2 separate regions of the Mus musculus genome follow, and region 1 is linked to region 2. The links are chromatin loops, found by intact Hi-C in ENCODE. Cell type or tissue: heart. All regions are shown on one strand.

Evidence for each region. A loop is a pair of places that touch in the nucleus more often than their neighbours do. Peaks named below come from ENCODE experiments on the same cell type or tissue, not always from the same donor. Only the 100,000 strongest peaks of a DNase experiment are listed, where the experiment ranks them.
Region 1: a loop joins it to region 2, with 28 times the contacts of the local background. A loop is called at or near these places in 29 of 42 quality-filtered maps.

The regions. Positions count from the first base shown.
Region 1 is chr4:147,514,563-147,522,562 of GRCm38, reverse strand. It overlaps Zfp982 (zinc finger protein 982), which reads right to left. Exons shown (of 5, transcript NM_001371348.1): 5 at 6,499-8,000. It also overlaps the pseudogene Vmn2r-ps20. Among named protein-coding and RNA genes, the nearest start is that of Zfp985, 35 kb to the left of the region's middle. In heart, no CTCF peak of the experiment used is centred here; a DNase peak (open chromatin) is centred at 3,382.
Region 2 is chr4:145,555,397-145,563,396 of GRCm38, reverse strand. It overlaps the pseudogene Gm21978. Among named protein-coding and RNA genes, the nearest start is that of Gm13212, 26 kb to the left of the region's middle. In heart, no CTCF peak of the experiment used is centred here; no DNase peak of the experiment used is centred here.

The DNA of each region.
Region 1 (8,000 bases), 2.0 Mb before region 2:
CCCCCCCCCAAATAAAACCCTTTGAGAAGCCTGCCTCTCACTTATTTCTCTTCTGCTTCTCACCTGAGCAGAGGCAGCCTCCCTCCAGTGTTATCCCATTAAACCTCTGTGTGTGGTTAAATGTTCCATGGGGCATTGTGGTATATCATGACTTCTGACTGCCAGGAGACCTTTTACTTCAGAGCTATTCACATATTCACTGGGATGGATTTATCCCTGAGTGCTGCAAGAATTTCATTGACAATAACTCACAACACACCCACAACTAGTGCTGAAATACTTATAGAGTGGTATTGAACATAGATTTCTTTTGGTCTCATGGATTGTTATTCTACCAGACCTAGGGTTTGCAGAGACCGCCATGCTTGTATCACTTAACCAGTAAACATCAATCATAGTCTTTCACTGTGACAAATGAACTCAGTTTTGAGCACAAACTTTCTTCTCCTTTGAATTTTTAGCTTTTTGATGTTTTTCATTTTTAATGATCCATAGAGGATATACTTTATCAGCAGCCAGGAAAATGTTTCACAGAAAAATGAGAAAAGACCAGAAATTTGAAAATAGAATTTGTGAGATACAAGTACTAATGCCTACACATGAAATATTAATGATGATGTTCATAGTGTGAATAAATTTCAGTAAAAGAACACTCTGAAATTGAGAACCATGATCAATTTGGCCAAAAGTTTGGGAAAAAATATCCTAGTCTATGCACCTACAAACATGGTTTGCTTCGCTATAAAACTGACTGAGTGTGAATGGCCTGTGAATATCATGGAGCCAAAGAAAGAGAAGATGAGGGAAATGCACAGAATGTAGGTGAGAGTGTGGTTACTGGTTTTCCAAATGGAAGGTGCTGGGTGATTCACAAAAATCCCAAGAATCAGACCTCTGAAGGCAGGGAAACAGATTTCACAGGTAATGGCCATTCTCAAATGGTCTCCCTAGGCCAGAGATGTCACAGGTGTATGGACGCTTTAGTAATCTATGCTCTGTGATGGTGTACCAGGCCTCTGGACACTTCACACACTAATACACAAGAAAGTATCATCACTGGGAGTGGTGGCCCACGCCTGTAATCCCAACACTTGGGAGGCAGAGGCAGGGGAATTTCTGAGTTCAAGGCCAACCTGGTCTACAGAGTGAGTTCCAGGATTGCCAAGGCTACACAGAGAAACCCTGTCTCAAAAAGAAAACAAAAACAAAAACAAAAAAAAAAAACAAAAAAAAAACAAACGAAAAAAAATGGAGGAGGAGGAGGCAGCAGCAGCAGAAGGAGGTGGAGGAGGAAGAGCAGCAGCAGCAGCAGCAGCAGCAGCAGCAGCAGCAGCAGGAGGAGGAGGAGGAGGAGGAGGAGGAGGAGGAGGAGGAGGAGGAGGAAAGTATCATCATTGTAGCTTCCATAGTCACAGGACACTTTCAGACACAGGTGGGAGATGCTTTTCACCATCCACATCCTTTGCAGCTGAGGATGTAACTGAAGTCACTGTGGTACAGCAACAACTGTAATTCAAAATGTCCATCCTCTTCACTGATTAAAAACTAAGAAATGTATATGTTTACATTTTATTTACCTATGTGTAAATGTTGCTGTGTTATTAATGTTGCTAGAAAAACACATTTCTTTGAATATTTTGGATAATTGAATGGGGTATTCCTTTCAGTCAATCACAGTTCTACTGACTCTGGAAGACAGCTCATTGCTCTCACAGTAGAACACCTGAAGATCTATGGCCTATTTGAAAAGTTTTGCCAAAACTGTCTGGTCAATATACCAAGCCAGTTCACGAGAAGCCGGGGCAGAAAGTGGATAATTTTGTGTCAGGACATCTGGACAAACAGAAGTGTAATCTTGCAATGAACAAGAATTAGTTGTGAAATGGGGTGAGGCAGAGCATGGTTCAGATAGACAGGTTGGAAGCAGGAAGGGAGAGGATTAATTCTCTGGTGGTGGAACACAAACTACTCATCTTCAGGGCACCCATAGAAAGGAATCCATAAGATCCTGGCAGCCCAGGAAAAATAACCTATGTCAGCTTCCTGTGCAGAACATGAAAGCCAAGATCCTCCAGCACCATCACAAGACACTTCCTAAGAAGGTGTGTGACTGCTTTAGAAAGCTCAGTTTAATGAGGAATGGATTCCTGTTTCCTATCCATATAATTTCAGTGGAGCACAGGCTGTATGCTAGCCAGTCAGGATAGGAAGGATCAATGGGGACAGGTGTTTGAGAACTGGTCTTGATACTGTTGCTAGTATTAGAGGCTGTGATGTACAGCAGCTAACATCAGTAGTGGTAGCTACTGTGACCTTTCTGTGTGACCTTTCTGTGGTTAGGGAGTTTAACAATTTCCTTTCCCCTTCCATAGGTACCATTGGATACCTGGAGGGAGTGAAGAATCTGAGACACAAGGAAAGCCCTGCAGTAGTTCTAGCATTCCCACAGCAACTGAGGCCACTTACTCTAGATGTGGAACTCAGTTCTGACTTCTCTGTTTTTAGAGAGACAACCGCTAATTTATAGTAGTTGTTCATTATTTTGATGATAGATAGATAGATAGATAGATAGATAGATAGATAGATAGATAGATAGATATTCACATTAAAATGTTCAGGCAAATAGATGTACCTAGAAAAAATTATCTACTAAGGTAAACCAGACACAGGTGGAGAAATATGGAATATATTCACTTATGTGTGGATATTAGCCAATGCTAAAATAATGAACTTGATATTCATAGGCCCATTGTATTCAGAGATATTAAGTATAGAAGAGTTGACTTCAGAGCACACAGTGGCACCCAGATTCCCTGGTGGAAGTAAATAAAATAGATTCCATGGATGAACTGGAGACAGATGGGAATGTGACTGGGAAAATGAGGTAGAGAGTGGTAGGGAAGTTAAGGTTGAAGGAGAAAATGCTGAGAGACAGTTGGAATTGAGAGGGACATTTGAGTGATGATATGGAAACCTACAGTGGTACATACTTCTTAAATGCTATAAAGACAATCGAAATTCAGTAACGTACAAATGGGGGTGAATAAGTCCCAACTGACCTGGTATTTCCTTCAAATGAGCTTTCTAGTACACTACCTGGGTTTTATTTGAGTTTTTGGCTAAGTGGGTCCCTTGGATCCACAAGCAATCTAGACGCTTGCTAAGATAACTCTTTGTTCTGTAGAAATTGAAAGCAGTTCTCCATTACCAAGCATGCCATCCAGAGAACTCATTGGACATGGAGAAGTTGAACCTTCCTGACTATATAATATTGTCTTTGTTATGAGAAGTTACTAAACAGGCTAACAAAAGAGAAATGTGAAAATCAACTTAGCTGCCTTCCAAGTGCTGGGATTAAAGGCATGTGTCACCACTGCCCGGCTCAAAAAAGAATTTGTATTGAAGAGAAGTACTACAAATATAAGCAATGTTGTTAGCACCAGGTGCATCTGTCTTTACAGTCAGGTTTTCAACCCAGTGAAGAGGCTCCTCATCTCTAGGCAACAGGACTGCTCCTGCATCTGTTGTCATGGCACCCACCATGGCATCACTCCCCTTTCACGTGCTTCCCATCCTCCTGTACTGAATAAAAGAGTCCCACAGCCCCTCAAATTGCTAAAATATTGTTTAAGATTGTTTAAGATTCAATCAAAACTCCAGTGGTTCGTATGGGACTAATATCTAAAAAGCTCCCAGTGGATATATAATCTCCAATGGCAAAGAATCTGACTAGCACAGTGATTAAAAAGCAGAGTTAAAAACCATGGATGGATGTGAATTGTATCAGCTTTGAACCTGCCACCAGAGAAATATAGCCATGTTTGCAACCAACAAGCCCATCCTCTAAGAAATTATTACGTAAGAATCCAGGCAACAATAAGATGAATAAAAAAAAATCAGGATACGCCACACTTACATGGTCAGCAATTTACCAACACAGTTATGAAATGCACAATAGTTTGAGGATCAGTGCTCTTATGAGCAGCCGAGTAAGGGATTTCAATCATGCTCCAGTGCCTGTCTGTCCACTAGCCTAGCAGCTTCTGTGACCTTGGAGTGTCCAAGTCTTCTGGTTTGCAGTTCCTGCCACTGCTCTGGTGACTGAAAATTTCCACAAGACTTAACTTGGGGACAACTGCAGAGGAAGGGAATTTTCACATGGCTGTGTAGACCCCAGGCAGTGTTCTCTAGTCCTAGTTCCACACCATGCAGCTCCAAACTCCTACTGACAGGGATGGGCTGCTGATCCCACTCTTTTCCTTCAGACCCTCAGTCCTTCTTCTGAGTTCTCCTGTAACAAAATCAATTTCAACCAAGGAATAACTCTTTCTACCTACTCCATGTGTTTCCCATCCTCAGGCTGTCCCATTAGTTGTCCTGAAGAGAAGTTTCCTTTCCCTGGAAGGTACTGACATAGACCTAGTGGGTTCCTTAAAATCTAGCCACTGGAAGATCTAGAAATGCCCATCAGGCTCATATGCTTATTAAGCATTTTACAGTGCTCTTCCACAAATAGTTAATGTTCCAAATCCAGTGAGCTTCAGCCTCCATGTTTTTTAAACATGATATGGTTAATTTACCTGAGCCAAGTATTTGCATCTTTATCAATATACACATGCTGTCTTCCACATAATTCAGTGAGTCTACTTGGACCTATTTTGTCAACCATCACCATATGCTTGCTGTACCATAGACAAGAAGTGTGTGTATAAATGGTTATAGAATGAAGACAATCATTGTGTGAGGGGTACAAGGTAAGATGTTCTTCATTGTGCATTTCTAGAAAATTTTCCATGAACCTGAAAGTAACTTCTGATTTGATTCATGATCTTTCAGTCATTAAGCAGTGAGGCCTAAATCCACTGATCATGTGCAATGAGACTCAAGAGAGACTGTCTACCTGGTTGCAAATTTCCAGACTGTTAAGAGCTCCTCAAGCTACCTAATTTTCATTTGCCTGGTGTGTGAGTTTTAACATCCCTGATGAAGCAATTGGCAGAAAATATCTATGATCATTTGAAATCAAGGGCCACTATTGCTTCTTCTCGTACTTAGGTTCTACCAATGAGGTCCTGTTTCATCAAATTCCAATATTGAGACCAATGAAATGTTATCTTTCAGTAGTTGGACCATTTCCTTGTGTTTTCTTTTTGTTGTTTTCTAGTTTTTTGTGGGTTTTGTGTTTGTTTGTTTGTTATTGTTTTTTGTTTGTTTGTTTGTTTGTTTTGAGGCAGGGTTTCTCTGTATAGTCTTGGCTGTACTGGAACTCACACTGTAGACCAGGCTGGCCTTCAACTCAGAAATTTGCCTGCTTCTGCCTCCCAAGTGCTGGGATTAAAGGCATGCACCCCCACAACCTGTTTTTTTTTTTTTTTTAAATCAAGGAAAATATATGGAGTGATATGGATTTGTTCATTCTACCATTCAATTTTTTTCTTTGATCCTAATTTACTGAAACTTCCTGAATTTAAGATAAATATTCTAATATAATACTTGAACTTGGAGTAATATTACGTTTTCCAGTACTTCCAAATGTATTTCCAGGATGGTTGGATTTCTAAACTGTGCATGAGTATGCACCTCATCTACTCTAAAAAGGATTTTTCTCTAAGATTTACAGATTCATATTTGTATGAATAAACTCATACATGAAATTAAGATGAAGATAATACCTTAGTAGTATTATCTTCATATCAGGCTACAGAGAAACCCTTTCTCAAAAAAAAAAAAAAACCCACACACAAGAAAAGAATGGAAATCTATTTCATTCCTTACAGTAGAGTGGAGTATTAAGGCACAAGAGAACCAGACACCAAAATGTTTTGTAATATGTGTCAACGGTCGGTCAGCATTTTTCTGAGACTTATAGGACTTTTGTTCAATAAATGGGTATTAATGACTTCAGAACCATGCAGAGACACAGCAAAGTCTGGATAGCTATCCTTGAAATCTATGAAGCCATATTTTCATTCATTTTTGTAGGTTTTTCTCTCATACTTCCTTGAATTCAAGAGAGAGTAGTAGACTTCTTGCTGAGGCTCTGACAGCTTCTACATATTTTCGGTTTTGAGCCTTTTTATCTTCACCTAGTAATACTTGCCTGGAGCACTAAGCTGAATCTTACCTATTTCAGTTAACACAAATCACCATATGTAAAACAGTGTTTCTAACTTTTTTAATGCTAAACACTGACATAGAATTCTAATTATTTTTAGCAGGGCAAACTACCCTGCAGTTCAATGAATGATTTCGCAGTTTTAAGACAATTGGAAATATGTGTTTCCCTGTACTTTTAAGCAATAACTGTGACAGGGTCGTTACATCCCAAAGGGATTGTTATCCACCAGTTGAAAATCACTACTATTAACTTTATGATACAGGTTTGCAAAAATTTCATGACTTCTGCATATGTTTTATGTGAGGCATTTCCTGGGAAGATGCAACATATATTCATCTGAGTATCCCAAGGGCAAGTTGAAAACAACCAAAGCAACCTTGTAGAATCTTTCAGCTTTATTGGAGTTAGTTACAGGACAATAGGAAAGGAGTTGTTGAGCAGATCACAAGAGACTCGGAGTCACTTGTTATCCTATAATGTGAAACAAGTATTTGAGAAGAATTATGATTACTGGATACTCGAAGCACACTTCACATCTGCAAGCATATTTATAGAATAAAGAATATGCTGTCTGGGTAGCTCAGTTTGCCAGATAATCTTTTAAGTATATTTTTATCTTAATTGGTTCATTTTAATTAAATATACAGAATGTTACCAGTTTTATTAGATATTTTGAGGATTGTATTAAAGACCTTAAATAGTTTCCTTTTGAAATGGATTATTTCTGTCTTAAAGAAAGTGTTACACAATACTATCTTCTGACTTCCCAGCTTGTCTTCATCTTGCCACATTTGAGGGTGAACAAATAAAAAGGTGTCATGAAAAGCTTTCTACAACTGGGCGTGGTGGCACATGTCTTTAATCCAAGCACTCGGGAGAGAGAGGCAGGCGGATTACTGAGTTCGAGGCCAGCCTGGTCTACAGGATGGCCATGGATATACAGAGAAACCCTGTCTCTAAAAACCAACCCCCCCCCAAAAAAAAGAAAGAAAGAAAGAAAGAAAGAAAGAAAGAAAGAAAGAAAGGCTTGCTACATTTTTTCAAATTGTCAGAGTCGACATTATTTAAGATTTGAACATTGCATGAAAATTTTCAAAAGATTCTCATAATTATACTAATTCTCTAGTGTGGAGCCTTGAGTATTGCCAAGAATATGCCATGAATAAAACATATGCCACCTTTTTCTCAACAGAAATACTTTCCCTTAAAAAGTTCTTAGATGTTTTCTCTGACTAAAATGAATTCAAAGATATTTCTTCATACAATACATGCGTTAAGTTTCTAGCTTATTAGCATTCACAGTTACATTCTAGGAAATAGGCAAAAATAAAGAATTCATACCTTCGATATATTTGAAAAGTTCCTCTTCTGTAAGTATTCTCTAGTGAATTTTAAGATGCTGTATCTTGGTAAAGAATTGTCTCATTCACTTCATTTATAAAGATTCTCTACTGTATGAAATAACTGATGATTTCTCAGACTGACATTGTGAGTATTGTATTTGTCACATACAAACTATTTGTAAGGTTCCTCTCCTGTATGAATTCTCTGATAAATACTAAGATGGGATTTGTGATTAAAACATTTGTCACCTTCACTACATTTGAAAGTTTCTCTCCTGTATGAATTTTCTGATGCCTTCTCAGACTGCCTTTGTCAGTAAAACATTTTTCACATTCACTACACTTGTAAGGTTTCTCTCCTGTATGAATTCTCTGATGAATACTAAGTTGGAATTTTTGGGTAAAGCATTTGTCACATTCACTACATTTGTAAGGTTTCTCTCCTGTATGAATTTTCTGATGCCTTCTCAAATTGCCTTTTTCAGTAAAGCATTTGTCACATTCACTGCATTTGTAAGGTTTCTCTCCTGTATGAATTC
Region 2 (8,000 bases):
ATACTACACTGTTTGTTCATAAATAGTTTCCTGATTGTTCACTGTAATACTCTATGTACACCCATGCATATCAGCATAAGCTGGGGAAAGAAGACTCGAGGTTTACCCAGGTCTCATTAGACTATTGCTAGGAAGTCAACTCTTTTTATGATTATAATGAGTTCCAGGATTCTCATGTAACCTCCAGGGTTGTGATGACTGTGAGAGGTTAAAATGGATTCTAGCTAAGCATGGAAGTGAGAGCTCAGAAGCACAAGCCCAGACCTGGGGGTCTGGCTTTAAAGAACAGGGTTCTGTGCTCATGGACACCTTTCAAATGGCAGGGCTACTTGTTTACCATTGTGGTGACTTTTAGTTTTTCCCATATTGTACTTATGCCAAAAAATATGTCACAAGTTAATTGATTCTTCATATGTGAATATGATTAAATAAACATACTTTAATGTGAATAGATTAAATAAACATACTGGTGATTCATAATGCATCTGAGTTGAGTTAAGGAAAGAAATGAAAGCCTTTCCCTCAGAGCATTTAACTAAGTGTGAGTCCAAAGTTGAATTCTCTACTTCATGTTCCCTTGTGCCTTCTATCCTTTGTGTGTCTGTTCAGTTAGTTTAAATCTTTAACTTCCTGAAGGCTGCCTCATGCATCTCTCCCTTTCTATCTGCCTTTTGTCTCCATGTGTAAGGTAGAAAATTTAAGTTTGACCCCCTAGACCAAGTTGGAGCCAAGAAAGAAAAATAGGTGGTCCCTGAAGCACCCTGTTCTGAGAATGGCTGACGACAGAACAGGTAATTACACAAGCCGGTTCAGTAATCTTCTTCCAGGACCTGACTGAACACAAAAGTTAGATTAAAATCTTGAGAACCTCAATACCCGTGGAGAATCCATGCAGGCCAGAAGAGGAAATTGTGACCCAAAGGTTGGAATGTCACTTTGATGTATACTAGTCTGACCTAAAATGTAGAGGAATACACCTGCCACAGTGTTCTCATTGCTGGGATTATGTCAGCAGCACTTGCATGTTTTATGTCTATGAAGTCAAACAATGTAATCACACTCTGTATATCTCAACAACATAATTTATATTCTAGAAAACATCTTTTGATTGTCTTTCCATTTACACTAACACAATATTAACATCCTAAGAACTAGAAACAACCATAAAATATATTTTTTCGGTAAAGGGCAAAAGGAAATTGTGGTCAAAAATAAGCTCTAGGGTAACCAGGAATGTAAAACCACAGGGTTTTCTCAGCAGTGCAAGAAAAAGTACACTTTTTTTTTTTTTAAACCAGAAGTGAAGGAATGGATATAGTAAGCAGGTTGATGACCTGTGGTAGATGTAGTGCCAGACCACACCTGAAAGTCCCAGACTATTAAATTATCCCAGATAATCATCCTAGGTCATTGTTTCTCCATGAGTACAAACCATCATTGGGGGACATAGGACATGTACCTTACAGCTTGGTGTCCTCTACACTGTATGCCTTATTCCTCCTCTAGGCCCTTATTTTTAGAATCCAACTTTAAGAAAGAAACACCTGTACTTTGCAAAAGACTTTTGAGGTAGCCACACCTTCATCTTCACTGTGCACAGATGATTGAGACAATTATTACCAAGAAATTTCATTTCGAAATTATACTGTGCTTACTTGTTCCTAAAATAAACCATCCTGAGATCAGAATCTTGAAGCTTCAGTCAGCATTGGCCACTGAGTCTACAGGGAAAACTTATAGTTTACATCCCAGTTTTAATAATTCAGAAACTCCTTATTTTACTCAAACTCAGAACATAAAACCCTAGCAATATTCAACCAGATATATTTCCAATCCTGAAAATCCTTTCCTCCCCATTCCCCCCCCAAAATAAAACCCTTTGAAAAGCCTGCCTCCCACTCATTTCTCTTCTGCTTCTCACCTGAGCAGAGGCAGTCTCCCTCCAGTGTTATCCCATTAAATCTCTGTGTGTGGTTAAATGTTCCATGGGGCATTGTGGTATATCATGACTTCTGACTGCCAGAAGACCTTTTACTTCAGAGCTGTTCGTATATTCACTGGGATAGATTTTCCCTGAGTGCTGCAAGAATTTCATCGGCAATAACCCACAACACATCCACAAACAGTGCTGAAATACTTATAGAGTGGTATTGAACTAGATTTCTTTTGGTCTCATGGATTGTTATTCTACCAGACCTAGGGTTTGCAGAGACCGCCATGCTTGTATCACTTAACCAGTAAACATCAATCATAGTCTTTCATTCTGACTAATAAACTCAGTTTTGAGCACAAAATTTCTTCCCCTTTGAAATTTTAGCTTTTTGATGTTTTTCATTTATAATGACCCATAGAGAATATACTTTATCAGCAGCCAGCAAAATGTTTCACAGAAAAATGCAGAAAAGACCAGAAATTTGAGAATAGAATTTGTGAGATACAAGTACTAATGCCTACACATGAAATATTAATGATGATGTTCATGGTGTGAATAAATTTCAGTAAAAGAACACTCTGAAATTGAGAACCACGGTCAATTTGGCCAAAAGTTTGGGAAAAAATATCCTAGTCTATGCACCTACGAACATGGTTTGCTTCACTATAAAACTGACTGAGTGTGAATGGCCTGTGAATATCATGGAGCCAAAGAAAGAGAAGATGAGTGAAATGCACAGAATGTAGGTGAGAGTGTGGTTACTGGTTTTCCAAATGGAAGGTGCTGGGTGATTCACAAAAATCCCAAGAATCAGACCTCTGAAGGCAGGGAAACATAGATTTCACAGGTAATAGCCATTCTCAAATGGTCTCCATAGGCCAGAGATGTCACAGGTGTATCGACTCAGTAGTAATCTATGCTCTGTGATGGTGTACCAGGCCTCTGAACACTTCACACACTAATATACATGCCATAGAGAAAAGAAAGTATCATCACAGGGAGTGGTGGCCCATGCCTGTAATCCCAACACTTGGGAGGCAGAGGCAGGTGAATTTCTGAGTTCAAGGTCAACCTGGTCTACAGAGTGAGTTCCAGGATTGCCAAGGCTACATAGAGAAACCCTATCTCAAAAAAACAAACAACAACAAAAAAACCAAAAACAAAACAGAAAAAAAGAAGGAGGAGGAGGAAGAGCAGCAGCAGCAGCAGGAGGAGGAGGAGGAGAAAAGTATCATCATTGTAGCTTCCACAGTCACAGGACCCTTTCAGACACAGGTGGGAGATGCTTTTCAACATCCACATCCTTTGCAGCTGAGGGTGTAACTGAAGTCACTGTGGTACAGCAACAATTCTAATTCAAAATGTCCATCCTCTTCACTGATTAAAAACTAAAGACGTATATGTATAAATTTTATTTACCTATGTGTAAATGTTGCTATGTTATTAATGTTGCTAGAAAAACACATTTCTTTGAATATTTTGGATAATTGAATGGGGTATGCCTTCCAGTCAATCACAGTTCTACTGACTCTGGAAGACGAATAGCTCATTGCTGTCAAAGTAGAACACCTGAAGATCTATGGCCTGTTTGAAAAGATTTGCCAAAACTGTCTGGTCAATATACCAAGCCAGCTCACGAGAACCTGGGGCAGAAAGTGGACATTTTTGTGTCAGGACATCTGGACATACAGAAGTGTAATCTTGCAATAAACAAAAATTAGTTGTGAAATGGGGTGAGGCAGAGCATGGTTCAGATAGACAGGTTGAAAGCAGGAAGAGGGAGGATTAATTGTTGGGTGGTGGACCACAAACTAATTCAGAGCACCCATAGAAAAGAATCCATAAGATCCTGGCAGCCCAGGAAAAATAATCTATGTCAGCTTCCTGTGCAGAACATGAAAGCCAGGATCCTCCAGCACCATCACAAGACACTTGCTAAGAAGGTGTGTGACTGCTTTTGAAAGCTCAGTTTAATGAAGAATGGATTCCTGTTTCCTATCGATATAATTTCAGTGGAGCACAGGCCGTATGCTAGCCAGTCAGGACAGGAAGGATCAATGGGAACAGGTGTTTGAGATCTGGTCTTGATACTGTTGCTAGTATTAGAGACTGTGATGTACAGTAGCTAACATCAGTAGTGATAAGGTTGTTGTGACATTTGTGTGGTTACGGAGTTTAACAATTTCCTTTCCCCTTTCATAGGTACCATTGGATACCTGGAGGGAGTGAAGAATCTGAGACACGGGGAAAGCCCTGCAGCTGTTGTTCTAGCATTCCCACAGCAACTGAGGCAACTTACTCTAGATGTGGAACTCAGTTCTGACTTCTCTGTTTTTAGAGAGACAGCTGATAATTTATATCAGCTGTTCATTACTTTGATGAAAGATAGATAGATAAATAGATAGATAGATAGATAGATAGATAGATAGATATTCATCCATATTAAAATGTTCAGACAAATAGATGTACCTAGAAAAAAATTATCTATGAAGGTAAGCCAGACACAGGTGGAGAAATATGGAATATATTCACTTATGTGTGGATATTAGCCAATGCTAAAATAATGAACTGGATAAGCCCATTGTATTTAGAGATATTAAGTATAGAAGAGTTGACTTCAGAGCACACAGTGGCACACAGTGGCACACAGATTCCCTGGTGCAGGTAAATAAAATAGATTTCATGGATCGACTGGAGGCAGATGGAGATGTGAATGGGAAAATGAGGTAGAAAGTAGGAGGGAAGTTAAGGTTGAAGAAGAAAATGCTGAGAGACAGTTGGAAATTAGAGGGGTATTTGAGTGATGATATGGAAGCCTATAGTGGTATATACTTCCTAAATGCTATAAAGACAATCAATATTCAGTGACCTACTAATGGGGGTGAAGCAGTCCCAACTGACATGGTATTTGCTTCAAATGAGCTTTCTAGTACACTACCTGAGTTTTATTCAATTGAGTTGTTGGCTAAGTGGGTCCCTTAGATCCCTAAGCAACCTAGGCAGTTGCTAAGATAACTCTTTGCTCTGTTAAAATTGAGAGCAGTTCTCTATTACCAAGCATATCATTCAGAGAACTCACTGGACACAGAGAAGGTGAACCTTCCTGCCTATATAATATTTTCTTTGGTATGTGAAGTTGCTAAACAGGCTAACAAAAGAGAAATGTGAAAAGCAACCTAGCCTCAAAACCTTTGGCTAAAATCTTGTCTACCTGCCAGATATGCTAGGGGAATGATGGCACAAACCATGTAAGAAAAGCTAACCAATGTCTCTTTTGACGTAAATCCTACTCTGTAAGCTGAAACTCATAACCAATTCTGCATGAGTAGCTAGGAACCACACAGTAGATAAAATAAACACCCAGGGGAAAAACAAACACTACCACTCAAGGAAAAATATCAACGATGTGATCCCCAATGATATTCTGTTATACTCAAGACCAGTGTCTTATTCTGTCACCATCCAAGAAGCTTCCTCCTGCATCAGACAGGAAGAGATGCAGAAACCTACCCACAGATGTTAAGTAAAGACAAGAGTCCTTGTCACAGACCTTTAAATCAAACCTACCCCAAAATAGGTCAGGCAACTGCATGTGAGAAAGAATGAAATAGCCAGATGTGTTAGAGGACCCAAGGAGAAAAGGCTATCTGAATCAAATGAACCAGGTTCATGTGAATTTACAGAGAAAAAAGCAATAAACACAGGGCCTGTATAGGTTTGTGCCTGGTCCTCTGGCATATATTATAACCTCTAAGCACCACCAGCCCAAGAAACAGGTAACTTCTTGGAATGCTGCAGGTTGCAAGTCTTAGGAAAATGATAAATCCTCATAGCCTATACAACCCCCTGTAGCATGTGACCCAAGTCCATCTCTTAGTCAGGATGTAATATCTAATAAAGCTTACCCACATGGTGGAATTCATTTTTCTCTGGCGATTCTCTGGTTTAACAGAACCAACAATATATCTTCTCTTCAGCCATACTTTGCAGCAATCTTGTCTTTGTTTTTCATTCAAACCTAAGGTGTAACATTAATACTTAATCCTATGAAGACACATTTTGAATGCTGTATTTACATCAAAACCTGCATATACCTCAGTGTAAAATTAATGGAGATTGTAACTTTACTCAGTAAATGTTAATATTTACAGCCATTTGATGGTGCTTTATAACCTACATTTTCTAATTCGGTGAAATCTGCAATGGTCCCTCATATAACTAATATCTACAAAGCTCTTTTGGAATGTCTATTCAGTCCCCTGTTAAAAGGGAAATGAAGTAGCAAACAGAGAAACAGGGGAGTTAAGAAACATGGGAGAATTTGAGTTCAAGGAGCTTTATTGAGGCTTTATCAAAGAGAACTCCTGTGTACAAACTACAGAGGCTGCCAAGGATCGAAGAGGTTATTTAGAAAAATATTCTGGCAAGTATACAATTAATTCAAGCATCACCAAAACCCCCAGGTTCATAGAATCTCAAACTTCCTAAAAATGGTAAGATACCCACAACAGAATTGTGAGTGTGGCAGGAGAAACTGCACCCCTGCTCCACACCCCTGCTCTGCTCCTGCCCATTTCCCATCCCAACAGCTCCACTGACCTTGAAGGTGAAAGCTGCTGAATGTTCTGGGAGTAAGGCACAGCAGCTGCAGCTTAAGGAGGTACCTCAAATACTCTCCCAATACAACTTCCTGAACACTAGGCATCTGAGATACATTGTCTTTTAAATATGAAGGACAAGCCCCCTTTTAAAACCTGTGGAACAGATATTTTACAATTTTCAGAACCCCAACTTTCAGAATTACAAGTCTTACTTCAGATTAGAAATTATCTTTTCTCTACTGGACATGTGCAAGGTCATTCTGTGCTTCCTGATCAGATATATGAAGGTAAGGATTAGTTTAATTTCTTTTTTTTGGGGGGGGGGGTTTCAAGACAGGGTTTCTCTGTATAGCCCTGGCTGTCCTGGAACTCACTCTGTAGACGAGGCTGGCCTCAAACTCAGAAATCCACCTGCCTCTGCCTCCCTAGTGCTGGGATTAAAGGCGTGCGCCACCATGCCTGGCTTAGTTTAATTTCTTAACAAAAGCTTGTTGCTTTTCCTATGAAGATAACATAGCAAGATCTTACATTACAAATCACCACTGCACTCAGAAAACTGCTCCTGCATTCCTGCAAATCTGTTAGCTCAGCTTGGGTATTTAACCCCTGATGAGCCTATATCCCTGGGATTTAAAACAGACAAATGTTACACATGTCCTGTCTTTGGGAAAGTTTGCTTTTATTCCTGTATGTATATATGCTGAATTCTCATTGTTATTTATACCTTTGCCTAACCTGGGGAAACCTTCAAAGATATGATACAGTATTTGTTTTATTAGTTTATAATGCCAAGGCCTCAAAATCAGAAAATACTTAAAAGGCATATTAAACTTAAAAGGCGTATTAAAATTGGTGTTTGACTCTTAGTTTCTCATATTCCACTGACATCTCCTATAATTCACAGGGACAGGCTATTGTAGAATGAGCTCATCAAACCTTAAAAGATATAGACATCTAAATTACAAAGTAGGGCTGGTGAGATGGCTCAGTGGGTAAGAGCACCCGACTGCTCTTCCGAAGGTCTGGAGTTCAAATCCCAGCAACCACATAGTGGCTCACAACCATCTGTAACAAGATCTGATGCCCTCTTCTGGAGTGTCTGAAGACAGCTACAGTGTACTTACATATAATAAATAAATAAATCTTTTTAAAAAAGTAAAATTATAATTATTGATCTCCTTATAATACTTTATATAACAATAAATAAGTCAATTTTTTAAACTTTTCTAGCCCCTAATAAAATAAAGACCTATTAACAGGATAATAAAAATGACTGATGTTTTTCTGGGAGAAGATCTGTTTATATATTTACAGGACTCTGCAGAGAATTTGTATGTACATGAAGAACAACTTGTCCTCAAGGAGATTAAAATCACAACTTAATATTCAGTGAAAACCTATACATCAAAATTAGGATAAAGTAAAGTTTAAAGTATGAAATAAAAATATAAGCAGAAAAAAAATCT